Linked DNA regions of Homo sapiens: regions 1, 2, 3, 5 and 6 are each linked to region 4. Evidence: chromatin loops called from intact Hi-C (ENCODE). Cell type or tissue: heart left ventricle. All regions are shown on one strand. Region 1 has its middle 38 kb from the start of TAPT1-AS1. Region 2 has its middle 43 kb from the start of QDPR. Region 3 overlaps LOC105374505 (a long non-coding RNA gene). Region 4 overlaps PROM1 (prominin 1). Region 5 overlaps TAPT1 (transmembrane anterior posterior transformation 1). Region 6 overlaps TAPT1 (transmembrane anterior posterior transformation 1).

Region 1 (4,000 bases), 240 kb before region 4:
ATCTTATTGTATTGCTCAAATTTTCTAAATCCTTAAACAAATTGTTTTATCAAATTTTGAGAACATATGATAAATTCTCCCATATTTAGTAAGAATATACCCATGAAATTCTTTAGGTATTTACTTCAGCTTTTTGAAAGACGATGTTCTTAGCCGCAGGTGGGGTCAGACTATTTTAACTTCCTGTTTTTATTTTATTGTTATATAGTCACTCTCTTATCCCTAACATTGCTTTTGCTGCTATGAAAAAGGTAGTATCAAGCTAATATTGATAATTAATATTAATAATAATGCTACTTTTTTGGTTTTTGACATGGAGTCTGGCTCTGTCACCCAAGCTGGAGTGCAGTGGTGCCATCTCTGCTCATTGCCACCTTTACCTCTCAAGTTCAAACAAGTCTCCTGCCTCAGCCTCCCAAGTAACTGGGATTACAGGTGTGTGCCCCCACCCCTGGCTAATTTTTTTTTTTTTTTTGTATTTTTAGTAGAAATGGGGTTTGGCCATGTTGGCCAGGCTCATCTTGAACTCTGACCTCAGGTGATCTGCCCGCCTTGGCCTCCCAAAGGATTACAGGTGTGAGCCACCACGCCAGGCCAATAATAATGCTACTTTTAATATTGCTATCACAACTTTTTGGGGAGGAGGGCTTGCATAGAAAACTCATTTCCTGGAGGCAGTGAGCATGGCTTGGGCTGCCAGCCTGCAAGCTCAGGACCCCTTTGCTTAGGCCAGCCCTCAGCGAGAGAAAGCAGAAGCATGCCCTGTAAGCTCTGTCTTGTCTCTCCTTGCCCTGCATGTGCTGGGCAGGGACAGGGGAGCCAAGACTTTGCTGATGAGCCCTTCTTCATGGGCTGCTGACATCTGCAGATGCTGCTAAGCAGAAGTGCCCTGTTCTGAGCAGCTAATCCTGCTCCTCCTACCATACTGCAGCTCCTCTCCACACCAGGTAAGTCTTATCCCGCTCTCTCACCGAGGACAAGGAGCACATCCCAGCATCTAGCACATTCGATGGCTATCAAGACACTTCAGCCTAAGCTCAGCTCTGCCATGAAGAAGCTCGGAGACCGGGTAAATCTACTTGGCCTGTCTGGGTGTATGTTTCTTCTATAAAGTAAGGGAGGTACATGTTTTTAATGTTTGAGGTCATGGCTAGCTAAGGGAAATGCTATGAATCTATCTAATTGTAGTAAGTGATCTTGTTTTTAACATATTATGAATTTCAAATCCTAAGTGCTTCACTGAGAAATTAGACAAATCCTCAGAATTAGGCACAAGAAGGCTTGGTGATGGGGAATGGCAGGAAAAGCCATGAATAATAGGAAATATTTATTAGATTGCAGCCTGGTAGAGCAGGAGCAACTTTCTTTAAAAAAAATCAAACTAATGATGACTTTTTTTTTCCAGAAAATTCCCCTTTTTCCTAAACTTTCACATATCTGGGGAAAATGACAATTTTCAAAACAAAGCAGGTGTAAGTACGGCTAAAACATGTTTAATACATAATATCCCTTTGAATTTTATCTTGGTCCTCCAAAAATCTAACAAAGTAACTTTCTCCTAAGGAAAAAAGACTAAACATATAGATATTATAGAGAGCTTTTCCTAGGAAATCTTACCTATACCAGTGTTTTCACCCTAAAGTGCTACATAATTTGGGAAAATCCCGATACTTATCAAAATTCAGAAACAAAAAGCACAAATCTGAGATCCCAGGCACAGCTCTCCTGCTTCTTTATCGTCAAGCCTATGAATTTCACTAGGTGGCAGCATGTAATAACAAATAATGACATTATAAGGTTATAAATAACGAAACTGTAACAAGCTACTTTAATAGCAAATGTCAGCCTCACAAAGATTCTAAAATAATAGAAAGAGTTCTAGTCCTTTTTCAGCATAACTCTAAAGTCCTTTAGAGGACTTTTTTTCTCCACACATTCACACATTCTATTTTAAGTAAAAATTATGGAACTAATGGCTAGAGGGGTTAGGATTCTCTTTGACATCTTTTCTTCATTAATATTTAGATAAAGGAAATGAAAACTCACCTCTAAGCCAAAAGAAGTTTTAAAAGATACCAACAATTAGTTACAATTAAGTCTTTCTCAAGGTCAGGATTTTATTTGGCAATTAGTGATCTAGAAAAGAATGCCAAAATTTTTGACGCAGAAAAAAACATACCAATGCAACTGAAATATTTAAGGCCATAGGTAGCATTCTACAAATTCAGGGCATGAACATGTTTTGCCTGGCCTGAACTCTGTGTGTGTGTGTGTGTGTGTGTGTGTGTGCGCGTGTGTGTATGCAGAATTGTCCATATTCAAATTTGAACTTTTTTACAGAAAACTGAGATAAATTAAGGAAGAGCTAAGTTGATAGAGAGTCACTTTCATAGATTGGAAGACTCAATATTATTAAGATGTCAATTCTACCCAATCAAATTTCCAGCAAGTATTTTTGGTAAAGATTGACAAGTTAATTCAATAATTTGCAAATCCAAATGACATAGAATTGCCAAAACTATTCTGAAACAAAAAAAGAATAAAGTTTAAGAACTTAAACTACCTCATTTCGAAACTTATTTGAAAGCTGCAGTAACTAAGACAGTATGACAGAGATACAAAGAGAGACATACACATCAGTGGAAGACAAGACAATGAAGAGTTTAGAAATATGCAAACATATACGGCCCATTAATTTTTGCTGAAAATGCCAAAATAAACAAATGGAAATACAGTAGTCTTTTTAGTAAATGGTGTTGAAAAACTAACTATCCATATGCAAAAAACGAACTATCCATACGCAAAAAAAAAAACTCAATTTTTAATTCACACCACACATTAAAATTCATTTAAAATGGGTAAGACCTAAGTGAAAAAGCCATAACTACAAAGCTTCTACAAGGCGGAAAACAATTTACATTAAAAAGCACAAAAGAAAATCCTCACAACTTTGGGGACAGGCAAAGATTTCTTAGATAGAATAGAAAGGACACACCATAAAAGAAAAATTGATAGATTTGACCTTATCAAAACTTGTCCTTTCTAAAAGGCACTATTAAGAAAATGCAAAGACAAGCCACAGATTGTGAGAAAATGTTCACAATCCATATATATGAGAAAACACTTGTATTCAGAATATATAAAGAATTCTTCCAACTCAATAACAAGAAGACAAACAAACATCCAGTAAAAAATGGACAAAAGACTTGGATGCTTTATTGGCTAATAAACTCATGAAAAGATAGGCAACATCTTTAGTCTTTAGACCAATGCAAATTTAAACCAAAATAAAATATAACTGCACTTATAGTTTAGAATGGATAAAATTTAATAGACTGGCAATATCTAGTATTAATGAAGGTAAGAAGCAACATTGCTGGTGAAAAACCATCTGACAATTTCTTATAAAGTTAAATGTATATTTACCATCTCACTATTCAGTATATACCCAGAAGAAATCAAAGCATATGTATATGCACATGAATCTCCATAGTAGCTTTGTTCATAACAGCCAACCATTGGAAACAACCCAAATGTGTGGTTTGATTGGATAAACAGATTGTGGTATATTTATAAATAGACTACCACTCAGAAATAAAAAGGAACAAATTACTGATAACAACATGAATGAATCTCAAAAATGCTTTGTTGAAGAGTCCGGACACAAAAGAGTGTATACTATCTGATACTATTCATATAAACAGTCAAAACTAATATGGCGCCTGGGCGCAGCAGCTCACACCTGTAATCCCAGCACTCTGGGAGGCTGAGGCGGGTGGATCACTTGAGGTCAGGAGTTCGAGACCAGCCTGGCAACATAGCGAAAACCCATCTCTACTGAAAATACAAAAATCATCATGACGTGGTGGCAGGCGCCTGTAATCCCAATTACTCAGGAGGCTGAGGCAGGGGAATCGCTTGAACTCGGAAGGCAGAGGTGGCAGTGAGCTGAGATCGCACCATTGCACTCTCCAGCCTGGATGACAGAGAGAGACTCTGT
Region 2 (4,000 bases), 1.4 Mb before region 4:
TCAGAGCTCAGTATCCATCCTGGGAGCCACATTCTCCTCCTCCCTTTCTGTCTTGAGTGGAGACACGGGGGTCAGAAACCACGTTATCCACAACCACTCTTACTCCCCACTCATCATCCCGTCCCTCGCCTCGCCCTGACAATTGTACCCCCTAATTATTCCTTGAACCTGCCCTCCTCCTGCCTCTGCACTCCACCTTCCTCCATTGCTTTAGCCCAGCCATTTCTCTCCTCTTCTCCACCTTGATTCAGCTAACTCCTCCTAGACCTGGCATAGTCATCCGTTCCAGGAACCCTTATCTGATAAAATCCCATCCCTTTGCCCAAAGGCTGGGCTGGGTCAGGTGCCCCTCCTACCGACAGTTTCCTGTGTCGTCATTGGCCACCTCTTGTGCCTCGCCTTGCATCCTCCCTGCCCACATTTTATTCCAGTCATGGCTGGGGCCACCAGCTTTGAGCAAGTGCAAGCTGACCGCATGTCCCTGGCTGTCCTGCCTACCTCGCTTTCTGCCTCTGGGCTTGCCTGACATTGAGGAATGGGATGTCTGCAGAAATGTGCCAGGCACTCACACATGCGCAAACCTGGGAGGGTGGAGAGTTAATGCTCCAAGGGGCAACACACTTGACCACTGGGAGACGGGCTGGTGGACGAATGTTCCCCTCCTGTCCTTCTGACGATGTGTCAGAATGAGGCACATCACTCTTCACCACTCCTTAGACAGCCTCTAGTGGCATCATTCCCAGTTACTTAGAACGTGATGCAGCTTGGTATGAGGTTGCTGCAAAAGTCATTGCGGTTTTTACCATTGAAAGTAATACCAGAAACCGCAATCACTTTTGCACCAACATAATAAAATGTGTGTTGGCTTTCCCTCCTGCCCTGTTTCACTCTTCCTATGCCCCTAGTCCCCAACTCTGCTTCCGAGGACCACTTCCTTAAATAAATTAGTTCATACAATCCCTTATCTTAGGTTTTGCTTGACTTGAGAGGGACACAAGCTATATTTAACTCAAACACTGCCTTTGTCAAATTAAGAGTATAATAGTTACTTGTTTATATTTCTGTCTCTTCACTCAACTACAAGTTCTTTAAAGCAGGGACTATGCCTCCTTTGTCATCCAAGTAATGCATAATAAGCGCTTGTTAAGTGAATGGCTCAGGGGTAGAAAGAACAGGCTGCTGGATGAAGCTGGAAACCATCATTCTCAGCAAACTATCGCAAGGACAAAAAACCAAACACCGCATGTTCTCACTCATAGGTGGGAATTGAACAATGAGAACACATGGACACAGGAAGGGGAACATCACACACTGGGGCCTGTTGTGGTGTGGGGGGAGCGGGGAGGGATAGCATTAGGAGATATACCTAATGTTAAATGACGAGTTGATGGGTGCAACACACCAACATGGCACATGTATACATATGTAACAAACCTGCATGTTGTGCACATGTACCCTAAAACTTAAAGTATAATTAAAAAAAAAAAAAAAGAAAAGAAAGAACAGGCTGCATTTACCCTTGGCAGCTAAAGTGCATGGGGCATAAAGCACCCTTAGAAGATGCTTTTCATGCGTTACCTCATTTAATTCTAATTTAATTCTAGAGCAACCCTAGGAGGTAAGTGCTGTTATTATTCCCATTTTAAAGATGAGGAACAAGTTGAGAGAGTTAGATATCTTTTCTTTCTTTTATTTTATTTTTTTGAGATGGAGTCTCACTCTGTCTTGCCCAGGCTGGAGTGCAGTGACATGATCTCGGCTCACTGCAGACTCTGCCTCCCAGGTTCAAGTGATTCTCCTGTCTCAGCCTCCCGAGTAGCTGGGACTACAGGCGTGTGCCACCACACCTGGCTAATTTTGTATTTTTAGTAGAGACAAGGTTTCACCATGTTGACCAGGCTGGTCTCAAACTACTGACCTCAGGTGATCTACCTGCCTCAGCCTCCCAAAGTGCTGAGATTACAGGCGTGAGCCACGGTGCCCAGCCGTGAGTTAGATAACTTACCCAGAGCCACACAGCTAGAGGAAAAAGCATCAGAATTTTGAACTCTGGTCTATCTCATTCCCAAGTTGGCCTCTTATCAACTCAATTAATTATTGGGGAACTATGGAGCTTGTTATCATTACAGGATAAAGTGCTGGCGGGGAGTGCATGGAGGAGAGGTGTCTTCGTGGGCAGGGGCTGCATCATGAAGGATCTCTGTCAGGTGGTTTTTATCTTTAGGCAACGGGGAACCTCTGGAAGCTTAAAACATTTTCTCATTGTGAGCCTTTCCAAGTGTCCTGGCATTAAAAATAAATAAATAAATAAATAAATAAATAAATAAAAATACAAGCAGTTTGAAGAACTTCTGCAAGGGGGCAGGCATTGGCAGCCGATGAGACAATTCGTCTTGGAAAACTAGCGTGGGAAACTTGGTTCAGTTTTCTTTGCCTAGTGGGGCCTCTGCTCAGCCCTGTGAGTGGATCTGAGATCGATAAGTCACCCCAAGCACTGGAGACCTGCTGCTGTTCACTTTGCCTTTCGCTCCTTTCCTGCCTTCCTGTCTTCTTCCCCTCACCCTTTCTCCCCTCATTTCTCTGGCTTACTTCACAGAAGTGGAAATAGGTTCAAAAATGTGTAAGTTGGTGCAAAAGTAATCGCGGTTTTTGCCACTAAAAGCAATAGCAAAAACCGCTATTACTTTTGCACCAATGTAATAGTAGCAGCTTCCTAAACATCGCCAAGTTTGCAACATCGTGAAAGCCCAATCCACCTTCAAACAACAGCACACAAACAGCAACAGTCATCGCAACAGCAGTGTAGACCTCAGTATGTCCGCCAGCCATGGGAAAAGGTCTGTGCCCTGCCGTCACGTATCAGGAGTCCCTGTACAGTGTCCGTCCCCTCTGCACACTTTGGAAATGGTTATTGATTCCAATTTAGGCTCAGGTGACATTTGCTGAATACCTACCATGTATCAGGCTTGGTGCTGTGAGATTGAGCCTATGTTATTTCATTGAATCTTCATACTCATAGTTTGAGCTAAGTCAGATTTTCCCTGTTTACAAAGGAGGAAACTGAGTATCAGAGAGGCTAAGGTCACCGGATTGGCAGGTCATGAAGCCATATTTAAACCAGATTTTTGAACTTCTACTGTAGTGTTCCTGCCTTTAAACCACACTGGAGTGGTTGGCTGATCCTCTCTCTATGTGAGTGTGATTCAGAGTGACCGACGGAGGGTGGAGGGAGACGTGAAGCAGCTTTTTTTCTTTGATGTCATCCAGGCTTGATGCGTAGATGCTCCGGAGGGAAAAAGAGGAGTGGAGAGAGGTTGTCATTGCTCTAAACTTCAGCTTTCTGACTCCATGTACAGGGTGGGGTGGCGTGGGGGGTTCAAGCTGGAGAACTCAGGTAAGAGGAATGGGTTTAAGGGCCCAGGGAATGGAAACCCTTGGCTGACTCTCTGCTCAGCCACCGACTGTCCTGGGTAATCCTGGTGGACAGCAGAGGGCTGCGGTCCAACAAGAAATTCTATGGAACCCCTGTACAGAGGAGAGTGCTAGGGAGCAGGAGTTTCAGAGTGACCCGCTCAAGGCCATCAGTGGAAGAGCCAGGCGTGGAACTCTGGTTTCCCATCTTGAGGGCCTTGAGCGTCCCTTTGCACCAGAATTTTCCAAAGTGGGATCCACACTGTGCCCTCGGGGCAGGTGTACCGGGGGTATGGGGAGGGACACAGGTGAACGCTTCTTATTTAATAATCATAAACAACAGAGTCTCGCTCTGTTGTTTATTTTGATGTGTATTAGGAAAATACATAGCAACCACATCAAAACCATGAATACATGGATATTATTGTGAGGATGAGGATAAGTAGACAGTGCATAAAAAATAAACATTACCTGAGGAATACACTACATAATGTAATGTATATAGTGTATTAGCTTCCTATTGCTGCTGTAACAAATTACCACCAACTTATTGGTTTAAAACAATACAAATTGATCATCTTATAGTTAC
Region 3 (4,000 bases), 420 kb before region 4:
CTAGTGTTCTTATAAGAAAAAGAGAAGACATACAGAGTCACACAAGGATAGGCCATATGAGGATGGAGACACAGATTGAAGCAACGCATCTACATGGCAAGGGACTGCCTGCAACACCAGAAGCCATGAGAGAGGCCTGGATAAGCTTCTCCCCTAGAGCCTTCACAGACAGTATGGCCAGCTAGCATCTTGACTTTGGACTTTTAGCCTCCAGAAATGTGAGAGAATAAATTTCTGTTGTTTTAAGCCACTCAGTTTGTGGTAATTGGTTACCACAGCTCTAGGAAACTAATACAAACAGTAACATCTTTATGTTAGTTGAGAAATAATTTCTTAAAGAAATATGCAGCCAATAAAAATAAATTAGAATGAATTAGACTTAGAAAAAGGAGCACAATGTATTATATGTAAATAGGTAGGGTATGATAGCATATGAGGTTATGAATACTATATGCTAAAACAATTCACTGGTGCATAGAAAAAAGACTGGAAGGAATTTCAAGAAAATATGGAAAGTGGTTGCATTTGCATAGTGAAATATCAGTATGTTTTCTACTTTTTTGGAGTTCTCAATTTTCTTTAATGAAAATCTATTCATAATCATCATAGTTGGTTGAAACTAATCAAGACTCATACCTAGGACTAGGGCTGGACTCATCTCTTATAAAATCCTTGGACTTGAAGTTGATAGGTCTGAACAAAATTGGTTCTAATTAACAAGAAAGAGCATAGGATGGTTAGGTAGGCAACTAAAAACTTCTTGTACATTGTTGTACAATGTACAAGATTGTAAAACAATATGTACAAGTTGTAAAAACATCTTGGTCCATTAGGATTGCTGTAACAGAATACTATAGACTAGGTGGCTTATAAACAACAGGAATTTATTTCTCATACTTCTGGAGACTGGGAAGTCCAAGATCAAGGCTCCAGCAGATTCAGTGTCTGGTGAGGGCTCTCTTCCTCACAGCCAGCTGTCTTCTCATTATAACCTCACATGGTAGAAGGAGCCTCTTTTCTATGAGCACTAATTCCATTTATGAGGGCTCTCCCTTCAGGAACTACTCTCCTCCCAAAGTCTTCACTTCCTAATACCATCACTTTAGAGGTTAGGATTTTAACGAATGAATTTTGGGGTAACACAAACATTCAGTCCATTGCATATCAGGTCCTTGTCTACTTCAAGTTTTGATAGAAGCTGTGAAGAGGAGGACAATAAAAATATTATAGCTAATGGGGAGAAGGAAGAGTGTCCTTCCTGAAGAGCAGGTGTTACTACTGAGTGACCATTAGTTCATTGGTAAAGCTCAACTTAATGTGACACATGTTGATTACCTAAGAGCCAATCTTAGAATAATAGACAAACTAACTTTCAGTATTTTTGTGAAACCAAACACTAGCAAATTCCCTACAGTTCTTTCTTTCACAGAGGTGCATGTTTTACTCAGTCAACCACAAAAGTTACATTCACAAAATTCACTGGTATATATTCATAATTTAGTTGTGCATACCCTGACGTATCAGTTTATTTAAACAGGCATTCATTCATATTTCTTGAAAACCTACCAAAAACCCAACACTGGATCAATAATTCATAATACAACACTGAACAAAAACATCATGATTCCAACCCTCAAATATCTTCTAGCCACACTGGAGAAACAGACATTAAACAAAGTATGGCATATAATAGAAAACTATATTGTGACTAAGTGACACAAACAGAAAGCAACAGGTGCCATCATAAGAGCAGATAATAAGGAAAACTATTCTAGCTTGGAAAGACAGGGAAGGTATAGGTAAGATGAGGTTAAACTGATTTCTGAAGAGAAAGGAATTTGCCAAGCAAATTGGAGAAGTAGAGTGATGTTAGTGCTCTGAATAGAAGGAACAGCTTGTGCAAAGTTTTCAAGTCTAGAAATATTCCAGTTGATTTGAGGGGCTAAATGAAGGCAGCGTAATTGCCATGGAATAAGCCAGGCCGGAAGTAGTGAGAGATGAGGGAGTGCACACAGAGCCCTGTAGACAATGTTACAGATTTGGGTCTTAATCCAGAGTGTAATGGAAAGCCACTAATGGAGTTTACTTCCTGACCAGCAGGTGTCACTACTGAGATGACCATTAATTCACTGATAAAACTCAACATTAGTGTGACACATATCACTTAAGACTCATGAATGAAAAATAAATTTGCATGCTATATGCCACTGATATTTTTAAGGTTTGTTACACAGCAATAGCTGACTGACCCACAGCCTTCCCTTCTTTTAGGAATTGTTTGCAGCTTATGGTCCAGGAAATGTTTTCTCTCTCTCTCTTTTTTTGAGACGGAGTTTCACTCTGTCACCCAGGCTGGAGAGCAATAGCTCAATCTTGGCTCACTGCAACCTCTGCCTCCTAGGTTCAAGCGATTCTCCTGCCTCAGCCTCCCAAGTAGTTGGGATTACAGGCACTTGCCACCATGACTGGCTAATTTTTGTATTTTTAGTAGAGACGGGGTTTCGCCATGTTGGCCAGGCTGGTCTTGAACTCCTGACCTCAGGTGATCCACCCACCCCAGCCTCCCAAAGTGCTGAGATTACAGGTGTGAGCCACTGCGCCCAGCCCATTTTCTCTAATTTTTAAAAGCTACTTTTTCTTATTTATTTATTGTTTCTAAAATAAATATTTTATTATTTTTTTAAAAAAATTCTATCATTCTCAGGTGTTTGATGTGGAAGGAAGATATTTCAAATAGTTCTCAGGCTATCATTTTGAAATTTGAAACGTGAGTATGACATTGAATCAGTTATGAGATTATTTCAACTGGTTTGATCACAAAAGCTCTAGGAATTTAAGGAAAGACTGAAGTAAGACTGAAGACTACAAATTCAGGAATAACTTTCAAATTACAACAAAGGACTGCTTCAGAAGTGGCACAACCACTGCCACTTCTGGGCAGAGATAACATGGATTGTTCCTCTGATGCTGGGGGCACCACTAGAACCTCTGCCAACACTGCTACTTCTGCACAGCAATGGACCACGTGCCTGTCACTGCCTAGCACCTGGATATCCATTACACTAGTTTCCACATGGACATCTCACACCATTGTGTCTGACCCAGAGCAAGGAAAGTTGGAAGGTGAGTTTCTGGCTTTCACCTTGGAAAGAAGCAAACTCATAAGATAGGAATGTCCTTAAACATAGAAAAGCAGCTTAAAAGGTTTACAGGGATGCCTTATAATCACTACTTGGTTATGTTGGAGGTGAAAAAAATTAAAAGTAAACAAGACAAGTCTATACACTTAAGGAATCAAGACTACAGTTCTCAATTACAGTTCATCAAGATAACACACACAGATGCCCTTGTTAGGGAATCTGTCACATAGGCATTCAACAAATGACAAATCAGTCAACCAATCAATAAAACCACAAACCACTGCCATAAAATGAAGCACGATTACCCCTTTATTCCAGACTTTTAGTCTTGCCTTTAATTCTCCAATGAGTTGCTTTGCTTTTTTGTTCAAATTTCCATATTTTACTTTATCACCTCGAATCTTCTGGTGCGATGATTTCATTTTACGGTACACGCTTGTCAGACCATGCCAGCTGCACCTACTTATGCCTTACCATCTCCTCGTCCACTGGGTAACAGTCTCTCCTGGAAAAGGTTCATTCTAGGTAGTTGGTCTGAATCAAGAATTTAAAGAGATAGAAGCATCAGTGGGCCAGTGATCCTCAAAACTGTCACTTGAAAGGCACAAATATATCTCCATTTTGGCATGCCTAAAGCTTTTTCCTATCATCTCAATAGTTCAAGGAGACAGGAAAGGGTGGAGAAACACACACACACACACACGTGTGTGTGTATATATGTACATATATGTATGTATATAAGTATATGTATGTATACATATATACACACATATATGTGTATATATATATATACATACACATTAGTGTGACAATCACTTAAGACTCATAAATGAAAAATAAATTTGTATGCTATATGCCAC
Region 4 (4,000 bases):
GCATTAGAATTTAAATACAAAATTTACTTTGTGCATTAGTTTGAAAATCAGCTTTGAAAATCACTAACTTCTACTCTATAATTATACTTAGTAGAGATTTTTTTTCTTTTTCTCTTTAATAATGGGGTCTTGCTATATTGCCCATGCTGGACTTGGAACTCCTGGGCTCAAGTGATTATCCCATGTCGGTGTCCCAAGTAGCTAGGATTACAGGCGTGTGCCACCACACCCAGCTTAGTACAGTTTTTTTAAAAAATTATCAATGCTTTAATTTTAATTAGATCTATTATCGATTAGTAGAAATGTAGGTCTAAAATATGTAGCATTGAAATCGAGTGTTGTAGTGAAATGTATTGCAATTCATTTCACTGACTGATGATCTTGTGAGTAAGGACATTTATTCAATAAAGGCACAAAGACAGTTTCTGACTCACACTTAGACATACGGCCAGTCTTCTAAATAGCCCAAATGAAACCAAAGCTTGACCCCTAAACTCACCTTCCTGGAGCACCCGGTGTAGACAAGACTGCATTATACAAAGTTAACAAAGAAGTAGTTTCCACCTCTTTTTAGGAAAATTAAACATAGATAAGAATAAAGACACATTAGAGTCTGAAGTGAGACATATCCCATCAGAATTAAAGGGAGCCTCTGGGAGTTCAAGGCAAGGAGGTTCTTCTCCCTCTTGGGGATGGGTGGAGGGGTCAGTGAGGGTCAAGTGAAAGTGGACTTGGACTGGTGCTTTTCTCCCAAGTTCACTTTGACTTCTTGTATCTGGAATCTGACGAGTGAATAAAATAATCTGGGCATGCTGGGAAGAGAGAGCAAGAGTCCCCATTGTGAACATCAGGTATGTTCAGGTGGTGAGCCTGACTTGTCATGGTCTAGCATGTTTTGAATTTGGCATGGCAGCAAGCTCCAGGTGCATTGCTGACTCAACTTTTGTGTGTGTGTGTGTGTGTGTGTGTGTTTCTTCTTCACAAAACTCCAAAATCATTATTTTGAGTCATTTGACCTCTTTGGCATGAGTGCCTGATTTCATAACTCTTATTGCTGTAGTGCATTGACTCCCAAAATACCAATGCAAATTTAGGACAAATTATAAGGCGGTCATTCCAAATGGGACAGAATATTGTTAATATTTATTTTATAAGATTACCATCAGAATTAACCCAAACTTAAAAATCTTAGAGAACGTGTACATCCAGTACTACTCTCCTTTACAGCTTGAGAAGCACTTATCTAATCTAAGTTAGACTGGATCTAATTTATCTAATTACACCTAAAGATCTAAACTGATCTTTTCAGTTTGGAGGTACCAACTGGAGTCCACAGAAAGAAAGTGATTTTCTTTGGCTTGTACAGTACGGTGGTGGCAGGACAGGACCCAGAACCCAAATCTTGTGCCCCTAGTCTAGTATTCAGTACACTGCAACTTGTTGACCATAGGAAATATCCCTCAACGTTATATTACATAAACTTTTTTGGAGCATTTTGGGAAACCTAATAGACCTATGTTATACTGCAAAGGAAAAGTATGTTTTGAAACCAGTAATGAACCAATGCTCCTTGGAATGTATTTATACTATAAGTGGGGTGAATAACTGTCCCCATTTACCCAGGATGGAGAAATGGGACATGGGATTTTAGGTACAAAAAATGGGATGTTTAGTCATCCTACCCGTAATTATATGCACGATAAAGCCTCAAGACATTGCTTTTGCTGAAGAGGCAATGTATTGATTTTCTGCATCTGATATGTTTTTAAAGTTTGCCTATTATTTGCAAAACTTTAGTTCTAAAACCATATCTACATCTTCCACTGGATGATTACAAACTAACAAGTTTTTTACTTGCTTCTGCAGGTAAAAATAGTTCGGCTATGTTTATGTAGTTCCTTACTGCCATCTAGTGGCCAAATTCAACAGAACCTTGGCAATTAGCACCTTCTAATGGAACGTTTTTTGCCACAAAAACAGGCCAATTGGTCAAATTATTTTAAGTCAAAGGATTATTAGTAACTAGTCAACAGTAAGAGCCCTTAAAAATTATTACATTAGACATTTTAGATGGCTTGAAAAAAGACGTTTTGGTTTTTTCACATAGAGAAGGCTTTCCTGTAAGATGCCTTTCATATGGCGTTTTTGCAGCTTTTTTTGAAGTATATTTCACATGGAGGAAAGTGTCCTTTTCACAAGTACATATGCGTAAGTGTCCATGAAGTGAATCCACCCACGAACAGAGTACTCTGCCATTCTACCCCTGCTCTGGGCATAACCACTGACTTCCAGCACCACCGTTTCACTTGTTTTTGCACTTTCTGTAGATGAAATAAAACATAGGTGCTCTGTTGTATGTGGCTTCTCACATACCATTTTAATGCTAAAGTAACTCATGTTACTTTCCAACCTGGACAATACAGGCACTAACAGACAATTAGAGAAACCAAAAGCCTTAGAAGCCCAAGTACTCTTAACCATTTTGATGTTTTTTTCTATAGCCTTCTTTGGGGGGTCAGGGAGCAGAAGTGTGTGTGTGTGTGTGTGTGCGTGTGTGTGTGTTCACACACATGCATATGTTCACACAGGAGGGTGTGTACACACATTCACATGAGGACAGGAATGGGACTGGATCATGCATGCTGCCTTATAACCTTTTTGCACCTATTTCCTCCACAATTTGTTGTGAACATTGTTCCATTGACGAGAGTCATTTTGAACAGAATGGAAATTTGCCTCCTCTGAGAGGACTGAGTCCTGTTTTGTAGCCCCTACGTGGGTGGTGGTTTGACTGTGGGATGGCGGTGGGAAGGATGTGGGAGGAGAGGGCAGCGGGAGAGGAAAGGCCAGTCCTTCTGCGGGCTCCTCCCTGACTCCTGCTCTGCTGCCTGGACCTGGACAAAGAACCATGGACCACACAGTAAATGCTCTTTCTTCTCTCTGCCTTTTCCTGCAGCATTGGCATCTTCTATGGTTTTGTGGCAAATCACCAGGTAAGAACCCGGATCAAAAGGAGTCGGAAACTGGCAGATAGCAATTTCAAGGACTTGCGAACTCTCTTGAATGAAACTCCAGAGGTAAAAACCATCATCTCTATGTACCGCGATGCTTTATATTTTTGGTTTTTTGGAGTTCCTGTGTATATTTGGAATCTCAATCAAACCTTCTAGAAACACAGTGAATCAGCGTAGACTGGTGTTATCTGTTAATGTCCTGGATGAATAAATAAAGCCCTGGAAAGTGATTTTCAAGAGTACAAAAGCCGAATTTCAGAATTGGTGTTTTTATTTTATTGAGATATAACTTAACATTACAGTACATATTATAGAAGGACTTAACACTTTTAAGGTTCTTATGATTTTTTAAAAAAATGAAAGTTTTTGGGCCTTATTATCCTTTCTTTTTGGCAGTATAGTTAACTTTCCATCACTTGTACAAAGTTACTCTTGTAATGAAACCATCCAGCTTTATAAACATCCATTTGCTAATGTCTGCATAGATATATCGAATTCCTTGGGAAGGACACACAAGCAGTCTCTATCACACACACACACATACACACACACACGTACACATACTCACGGACACACAAATTGTCTTTAGAGAAGGGCAATGGGATGGTTGAAGGTTGGGGATGGGAGAGGAAGTACCCTTTCTTCTGTATTCCAGAAGTATGTTGATGAATTACCTATTCAGAACATCGTTTTAAAAAGTGTCTGGGCAGGAAGCAGCCTAAATGTGTGATGCTCATGGGTTCCAACTTGTCAGAAAGCAGAAAGGTTTCTAGGAACTTGCTGGTTACCTGAAAATGTCCTGATTCAGGAAAACTTTTGTATATTAAATCTCTTTTTGCCCTCTTATTGCCTTTGGACCTTAGAAGGGGAGGTTTCACAGAATGTTCTTTTTTCAGCAAATCAAATATATATTGGCCCAGTACAACACTACCAAGGACAAGGCGTTCACAGATCTGAACAGTGAGTAAAATTTAAAGTTGCTTCAC
Region 5 (4,000 bases), 170 kb before region 4:
TAATTTGTGAGACTTCATTGAACTATGGTGACTGTTCCGTGGTGTATAAAATATATAATTAATAAAATAATTTAACCATAGCAGTTGAGTTAAAAATTAGTGGTCGATATACACATTTATATGGTTTGTTTTTTTAAAAGACTGAAGCCATGAAAGGTTCTTTTTTAAAGTAGTAAATGAGCGTATACTTGATATTTAGTAACACATACAGTCTTTTTAAAAATAAGACAATCAGTTTTGATAGAAATTCCTCCCAGTATAAATTGGAATAATTATTATGATGATCACATTATAAAAGGATTTAAAATGCTTGTTTTGCAAGATTACATGGAGTAAAACAATTATAAAAATTCAGCTCCTGTCATTGTTATATGCTATATTCTGTAACTTACTTGCCTTCCAGGATAACAGTGAATTAGTGTTACATATTTTATTAATCACAAGTTAATCAAATGGGAAGGTAGTTTTAGAAATTTAGTTATTTGCTTTAAGGCATTTCTAGTACATCCTTTTTTCTTTTGGGAGAAGTTTTAAGAAGGCCTTATTATTAACAAGCCTTTTTAAAGGCATTTGTAGCGTGGTGCATTAATACTAACAAAACCTAACCACAATAAACTATTTTCTTTTATCACTCCTGGGAGCTTCATGATATCATGGCATTTTAGTTCATTTTCAGAAGACCCAAATACAATCTAATAGAACATTACCAAATATACATCTTTATTTGGAACGGGATAAAGCGAATAGAAACATGGAAATTTAGATAAAGTCAGGTGAAACACATGACATAAAATTACTAATATTGCTGGATGTGGTGGCTCATGCCTGTAATCTCAGCACTTTGGGAGGCCAAGGTAGGAGGATCGCTAGAGGCCAGGAGTTCAAGACCAGCCTGGGCAACATAGTAAGAACTTGTCTCTACAAAAAATTTAAAAAATTAGCCAGACATGGTGGCACATGTCTGTGGTCCCAGCTACACCAGAGGCTGAGAGGTTGGAAAATCACTTGACCCTGAGAAGTCAAGGCTGCAGTGAGCCATGATTATGCCACTGCACTCCAGCCTGGGTGATGAGTGAGACCCTGTCTCAAGTAAAGAAAGAAAATAACTAATACTATGTAGGGCTTTTCACATCTACATTATGAGCTACATTACTTTTTAGTTATTCTTTGATCAACAGTGTGCGTCAAGTTCATGTTCTAGCCATCTTTATGTGGACGGCTTTTAAAGACATGTCATGTTCTTAGTGGCTGTTGGCACAATGTGGTAAAACATTAAAATGATAGATAAGCTAATGACTGTATTCCTTCTGGAGTGGTCCCTTCCTTGGGCATTGGTTAGCACACGTATGAGGTATACTAAGTAACAGTGGTGATTTGCCAGTGATCCCAAGGGTCTCTCTTCGGGGACAGTTGTTTGAAGTTCCACCTTGTTATATTGTACAGGCATCTAAAACTGTGTTGCACTCAAGTTCATTTCTGTGTAGCCCCTGTTACGTGGGGGTACAGGGCACATAAAATAGCATTAGAAGAGTCTTTTCTAGACCAGCACGGTGGTACACACCTGTCATCTTAGAACTTTGGGAGGCCAAGGTGGGAGGGTAGCTTGAGGCCAGGAGTTAAGACTAGCCTGGGCAACATAGCGAGACCCTGTCTCTACAAAAAATAAAAAATTAGCCAGTTGTGGTGGCACATACATGTAGTCCCAGCTACTTGGGAGGCTGAGGTAGGAGGATTCCTTGAGCCCAGGAATTCGAGGCTGCAGTAAGCTGTGATTGCACCACTGCATTCCATCCTGGTTGACAGAGCAAGACTGTCTCTTTAAAAAAAAAAAATTCTTAAAGTGTTTGTTCTAAAAACTAAAAGATGTTACAGGGAACTGGGAAATCTTAAATCCTCTGCCAGTATTTACTTTTACTAGTGGTTAATGATCCCTACCTCTAACCTTTTTTAGATATTTTAAGATTTTTTGTAGTGCATAAGATGATTGCTTTCTTACATTAGTTTGAAATACTTTGAATCTAAATTAATTTGAGTATCATTTGAAAATAAGATGTTTTCTTTTTTCAAAGTTTTATAGCTAAAATGACACTAGAGGGCAGCCTGTTACACATGACATTTAAGACTCCATTGAGGATTTCCCCTGCAAACACTTCTTACTATTTCTGCTTTGGATTAACTGAAAAATTAATTTCATGCTATCACTAATAAATACTTATATGTATAAAAACATGAAATGCAGTTAAAATTATATAACTGTTTCAGCAATTTTAAATGATAGGAGTTTAAATGAAACTTAAATTTTCATTTAAATTTTAAATGAAACGGAGTTCAGGCAATTATAAATGCTTTGAGGATAGGCCAGGTTACACAGAATATGAAAATCCTGCCTAATGTCTTAGTGCCTTAAGTATGGTTTATCAAAATTGAGTAATTTGTGCTTACAGTAATATAGGCTGCAATTTTTGTTTCTTTGAGCAATTTAGAAAATATCTCTTTGAGCATTATTTTTAAAGTCACGAAACTTGAAATATTTGATAAGGTAAAAGTTACATAAACAAAGCTATTGTTAATATTAAGTCTAAGACCTTTCAAATATTTTGGAATATAAAAATACTTTTTAGGTTTACCAAATGATTATTTAGAAATAGCCAGATTTTGCCTTCTGATAGCTTTTATTCCTGTGTTTTCTACTTCCATTAAAGATTATTCGATTTGTCTTGCCTGTAGTGATGTCATGTTCCATCCTTTTCAGCAAGCAAAAAGTGCTCTTTCCTTCAGTCTGACTTTATTTTTTTCAAAGAAATAAGAAGAAGTGAAATAGACTGGCAAAGAAGTTGATTGCAATTTTTTAAATAATTTTTTTTTTTCACTCTCCTGTATTTCAATCTTCTTTCTGTAAAAACTTACTGTCTTCCTAGTCTCTTTGTTCTTTGAAATTGTTTTCACAAAAGGGAGGAAACAGTCCATTTGTCAAATTAATCACAATGCTGACGTGAAAACAGTAACTCTTTGCAGACTCTAGAACTGTTTGGTTCAGTATCACATCAATAATGTAAATTATTGCCTTCTTTTTATATTTGAGATCAGTGTTCTCACCTCATCTGTTTGCAGATTTACATCTTGTACAGCATTTGTGAGAAGCTTTTTAAAGCACATAGACCCCCGTGTTCTCTGCTTCATAACTTAATATTTGAACCTATTTCTAGTTCTTCTGCAAACTTGCCATGGTTTTTGACTTAAGTAAAATAAAGACCCTGTCCCTTCACTAAGGCTGAGGACAAGGGTGGTTCTACAGTGCCTTAAGTAAACCCAGCCTTCATCATGATGGCTCATCCAGCAGGGTGTTTTGCTGGCTTTGACCCTGTTGTTTAAGTACTGTTCATTATGAGATGTTGGCAGGGTAATTATCTGCAGTCATATTTGTGTGTGGTGTTTGCCAAGGATGCACTCCCTCCCTAAAAGTTAATGTCTGTCCTCAGTGATCTCAAGAATACTTCACTGAAATAGTTTCTGATGAATTAACAACCTTGAAAAATCTTTGCCCACAAATATTTTGTTGTAGACTTAAAAAAAAAATTAGAAAATGCATCTAAATTCTTTAAAAGCAGATTCACTTATGTATATCTTCCCTCTTTCCCAGATAAGAGTAGTGTCATTTTAGAAATCATTTGAGAAACTTCTTGAACGAGGATAATCTTTTTAATGATTCATGACATATAAAACAGAACTAAGTTTTGATTTATTATATGAAGTGTCTATTCCTTGGAAGAATGATAGAATTTTTTGTTTTTCAGAAAAGCAGACTGCTCTATATTATGTTAGAGGTACGAAACATCCTTTTTCCAAATTTGCTTGTAGAATTGAATGAAAAATAGCTAATTATGTACATTTGATTTACCTGGCATTTTTGTCAGCCCTCTATTCTCCTGAAATTTGTGACTTCGTTTTGTGCTTTAGAATTCTCAGTCACGTAAGTTAAAAGTTAAAGAAGATTGTAGAG
Region 6 (4,000 bases), 140 kb before region 4:
GTGCTGTTGGGGAAATCGTGCCAGTATGTGAAGGAAGCCAAAATGGAAGAGAAGCTGTCGAATCCTCCCGCAACCTGCACTCCAGGCAAGCCGTCCAGTAAATCACAGAACAAATGTAAACCCTCTCAAGGTAGGTTTGGTCCCTTTCTTCACTTCCCTGGATCATTTTCAAAGAGTTAAATCACAGTTTGATCAATGTTAAGCAACGCTTTAAAGATTGGTTTCCCTTTGCATAGATTTTTGGGTCTTTTAATGGTTGTGTTTTAGATTTCATCCCATATATACCTGGCCCAGTGTTCTGAGTTTTTCCATTTACTCATTCGCTGTTCAACATTGAGCATCTGCGACACATCAGCTCCAGTGGATACAGCAGTGGGGTGGAAAGGCAATTCTCTGCTCCCATGGAGCTTGTTCTAGATTGTCGGGAAGAGGGGTAGAGAGAAATAAATATGCACTATGTCAAGTGACGGGGAACTGCAGAGAAAACAAAAGCAGGACGGGGAAAGGGAAGTACAACAGGGAGTTGGGCCCTCCCCCAAGTGTGAGGAGATGGCACTGCACAGAGTCCTGGAGCCCGAGACAGCACATCCAGCCTTCCAGGAGCAGCTCCCAGGCAGAGGCCCGGCAGGCCCAGCAAAGGCACCAAGGCAGGAAGATGCTTGGCGCATCAAAGGACATTAAAAGCCAGATGGCTGCAGTGGCCCATCCCAGGGAAAAGGACTGGAGAGGGGGTCTTGGGGACCATGGAGAGCTGCAGGCTGTTATGAGAACCTTCCAGGTGGAAGGGGGCTGTTGCGGGGCTTTGAGCGGAGCAGTGGCATGGTGCAGCTGACATTTTAAAAGGATCATTCTCAAGCTTTGTGGAAAATAAACTCCAGAGGGGTGGGCCCAGAGGTAGGGACCAGAGAGGCAGCTATCTGGCCAGGAGCAGGGTAGGTGGTGTGAGCAGGGAGACCTGGCCAGGTTCTGGATAGACCTGGGAGGTTTGCGTGAAGTATTTGCTGGTGAGGAAGTTATGCAGTGTGAGAAGAATAGGTGAGTTCAGGATGATTCCAGGGTTTCTGGGTTGGAAGATTTGGAGGAAGAACTGGGACGTTGACTTAATTTTTGTTGTTAGGTGGCAGTTCCCTGTTCACAGAGGTATTTGTTCATATAACTTTTAGTTTAAATGATGTATTTTTTTTTTTTTTTTTGAGACGGAGTTTTGCTCCGTCGCCCAGGCTGGAGTGCAGTGGCGTGATCTCGGCTCACTGCAAGCTTCGCCTCCCAGGTTCACGGCATTCTCCTGCCTCGGCCTCTCGAGTAGCTGGGACTACAGGCGCCCACCACCACGCCCAGCTAATTTTTTGTATTTTTAGTAGAGACGGGGTTTCACCATGTTAGCCAGGATGGTCTCGATCTCCTGACCTCGTGATCCGCCTGCCTCGGCCTCCCAAAGTGCTGGGATTACAGGCATGAGCCACCATGCCTGGCCTAAATGATGTGTTTTTAAATGTGTGGAATAACTGTGTGCAAGGTCATAGAGGAGATGCTGAAGAGAGAAAAATAAAGGATGTCCTTCAAGGCCTCATGTAACTACAGGGGTCCAAATAGGTGAGCAGAGGGTTTGGAGGGACAGGAGAGGGGGGTTCTTCTAAACTAAAAGCTTGAAGGATGAAACTGGCCCAGGGCAGACTGGTGGAAAGGGCACTCCAGAAGGGCCAGCATGAGTTAGATCATGGAGACCTGGAAAAGCGTCTGGAGAACTAGCAGCTCAATATGGCAAGTGTGGAGTGTGCTTCAGAAAGAGGGAGGAGAGGAGAGTTGGGCTGGACTGGAGTCCTACCTGAAAGTGGGTCTGTGCTCATCATCTGTACTTAACCGGAAGCGAAAATAAAGTAAAATAACAATGTGTATAATCACTGGGAAATTATTTTTTTCATTATAAGAACACTATTAGTAATAAGGATTGCATTTTTTTCAACCAACTAGGTAATTCATAGTGGGGCCTGTACGTGTTCTCTTGTTACGCATATTAGTTAAGAAGTTAGGCTAGGCATAGTGGCACATGCCTTTAATAATCCCAGCACTTTGGGAGGCTAAGGCAGAAGCAGCGCTTGAGCCCAGGAGTTCGAGACCAGCCTGGGCAACCTAGTGAGTCCCATCTCTACAAAAAATATAAAAACAAAAAGTTAGTAAGCGTCACTCTTGCTTTCAAGGAGGATCCAGTCTAATGGGGATAAAAGCTTTAAGCACGTACTGCAGGGCAGGGCCATTGACTCAGGGGTCATGTTATGAGAAGTACATTCAGGATGACGACCTGAGTGTTTGCTCAGAATGTCTTGGAGGTCAGGAGAACACAGACTGGAGAACATGCAGGAGGGTGTTGAAGTCAAGCTAAAGAGAGGGAGGGGGCTGTCTCTCAAAGCTGCATCAGATTCATCACGTTGTAAAAGAGACAAAAGACAGCGGTTCTGGGGGTGAGGGCAGGAGAGAGGGATTACTACAAGAGAGCTGGATGTGTCATTACCTCCATCATGGCAGTAGTGTGACCAGGTGTATGCACATGTCAGAACTCATCAGATTATACATTTTAAATGTGTACAGCTGATGGTGTGTCTTTTTTGCCTCAAAGAAGCTGTTCTTACATGGATTGAATGTATGATTCAGATGAGTCTCTCCAGGCCCCAGCCCAGCTGTCCCCAAAGCCAGGCTCCAGGATCTCTGTGGCCTAAAATGAACATTGGGGGTTTTGTTTATTTGTTTGTTTGTTTTTAACCTCTGGTTTGGACTTCCCAGAGATGATGATGCTAAACCATCTGTAGCTGAAGTGACTACAGATGACAGGTGGAATGTAGTAAAGTCTTCTTGGCCCACTCCCTGATGTTCTGTATTGGAGCAAGTGTTAATGTTTCAGGACTGCCAACAGTCATGTTAGGTCTTGATTATATAGAGAGGAGCCGTAATGTAGGAGTTGTGATCTTTCTGCAGTTGGGTGATGGCATTGTTTGTGTGATACGAGCAATGTAATGTACCCTTCCATAAAGTTGAACAAACAGATGATTAGCCTCTAAGTTTTATTATAAATGATGGCTGCTTATACAACATGCTATTTGGTTATCATTTGCTTTATCGGAAAGCATGGATAATGGGCACTTTTTTCAGCACCACTGTATTGGTAAGTTTGTATTTATTAATAATTGGAGAAAAGTCTTTCTCTAATTTAATGGATCTATTTTATCACAGGCCTTTCCACAGAAGAAAACCTGTCTGCCTCCATCACCAAACAACCTATTCATCAAAAGGAAAATATCATACCATTACTTGTGACAAGCAATTCTGATCAGTTTTTGACAACTCCAGATGGTGACGAGAAGGACATAACGCAGGACAATTCTGAATTAAAACACAGATCCTCAAAGAAAGATTTGTTAGAGATAGACAGGTTCACAATTTGTGGAAACCGAATTGACTGAATCTGTGGCTTCATGCGCTGAAGAAGCTGGGTCCTGGGGCAACAAGTGCTGTGTTGCCAGGACAAATAGATGCTAAACATGGCACTTAAATATTTATTTAAAAACTTAAATTATTATTGGCAAGCAAATCTTAGTATCTTTCTTCCAGTAATATGGCCTGGCTGAGGGTCAGACCACAGGACAGGAGCGACCTCCGGCCTTGACTGTCTGGGAAGCTTGATGGATTATAAAACTTCCTCCTGCCTGGCCAAGCAGCAGCATCATTTCCAGGACCCAACAAAGGCAACATCAAAATCTGTTTTGCTTTGTCAGTCTGGGCTTCCAGAATGTTGAATTTGCCTCAAGGCCTCTTCAGTATAAGGAAATACCTGGAAAACTGTGAAACTTTTACCACGACGTAATCTTTCCAGTCTCATACTATTTTCACAAACAGTTTTCAAACGTTACTTCATCTGCCAAAGCATTAAAAAAATTAAACATAAGTCAAGATAAATGTTCTTACCACCAGAATAACCCTTAAAGATGTATCTTAATTAATCAGAATA

Evidence for each region. Peaks named below come from ENCODE experiments on the same cell type or tissue, not always from the same donor. Only the 100,000 strongest peaks of a DNase experiment are listed, where the experiment ranks them.
Region 1: a loop joins it to region 4, with 16 times the contacts of the local background. A loop is called at or near these places in 103 of 110 quality-filtered maps.
Region 2: a loop joins it to region 4, with 3 times the contacts of the local background. A loop is called at or near these places in 6 of 110 quality-filtered maps.
Region 3: it touches region 4 in a loop (8-fold over the local background); 24 of 110 quality-filtered maps call a loop at or near these places.
Region 5: it touches region 4 in a loop (5-fold over the local background); 91 of 110 quality-filtered maps call a loop at or near these places.
Region 6: it touches region 4 in a loop (2.5-fold over the local background); 9 of 110 quality-filtered maps call a loop at or near these places.

The regions. Positions count from the first base shown.
Region 1 is chr4:16,262,782-16,266,781 of GRCh38, reverse strand. No RefSeq gene overlaps it. Among named protein-coding and RNA genes, the nearest start is that of TAPT1-AS1, 38 kb to the right of the region's middle. In heart left ventricle, a CTCF peak has its summit at 1,750 (motif pointing right); no DNase peak of the experiment used is centred here.
Region 2 is chr4:17,467,206-17,471,205 of GRCh38, reverse strand. No RefSeq gene overlaps it. Among named protein-coding and RNA genes, the nearest start is that of QDPR, 43 kb to the left of the region's middle. RefSeq lists an enhancer at 1-474. In heart left ventricle, a CTCF peak has its summit at 2,382; a DNase peak (open chromatin) is centred at 365.
Region 3 is chr4:16,441,795-16,445,794 of GRCh38, reverse strand. All of the region lies in intron 2 of LOC105374505 (a long non-coding RNA gene), which reads right to left. Among named protein-coding and RNA genes, the nearest start is that of TAPT1-AS1, 220 kb to the right of the region's middle. In heart left ventricle, a CTCF peak has its summit at 2,095 (motif pointing right); no DNase peak of the experiment used is centred here.
Region 4 is chr4:16,024,269-16,028,268 of GRCh38, reverse strand. PROM1 (prominin 1) reads left to right here. Exons shown (of 28, transcript NM_006017.3): 6 at 2,957-3,077; 7 at 3,911-3,974. Among named protein-coding and RNA genes, the nearest start is that of PROM1, 58 kb to the left of the region's middle. In heart left ventricle, a CTCF peak has its summit at 1,909 (motif pointing left); no DNase peak of the experiment used is centred here; H3K4me3 peaks cover 440 bases; H3K27ac peaks cover 201 bases.
Region 5 is chr4:16,197,429-16,201,428 of GRCh38, reverse strand. All of the region lies in intron 3 of TAPT1 (transmembrane anterior posterior transformation 1), which reads left to right. Among named protein-coding and RNA genes, the nearest start is that of TAPT1, 27 kb to the left of the region's middle. In heart left ventricle, a CTCF peak has its summit at 2,078 (motif pointing right); no DNase peak of the experiment used is centred here.
Region 6 is chr4:16,162,763-16,166,762 of GRCh38, reverse strand. TAPT1 (transmembrane anterior posterior transformation 1) reads left to right here. Exons shown (of 14, transcript NM_153365.3): 13 at 1-130; 14 at 3,226-4,000. The coding sequence ends at 3,455. Among named protein-coding and RNA genes, the nearest start is that of TAPT1, 62 kb to the left of the region's middle. In heart left ventricle, no CTCF peak of the experiment used is centred here; no DNase peak of the experiment used is centred here.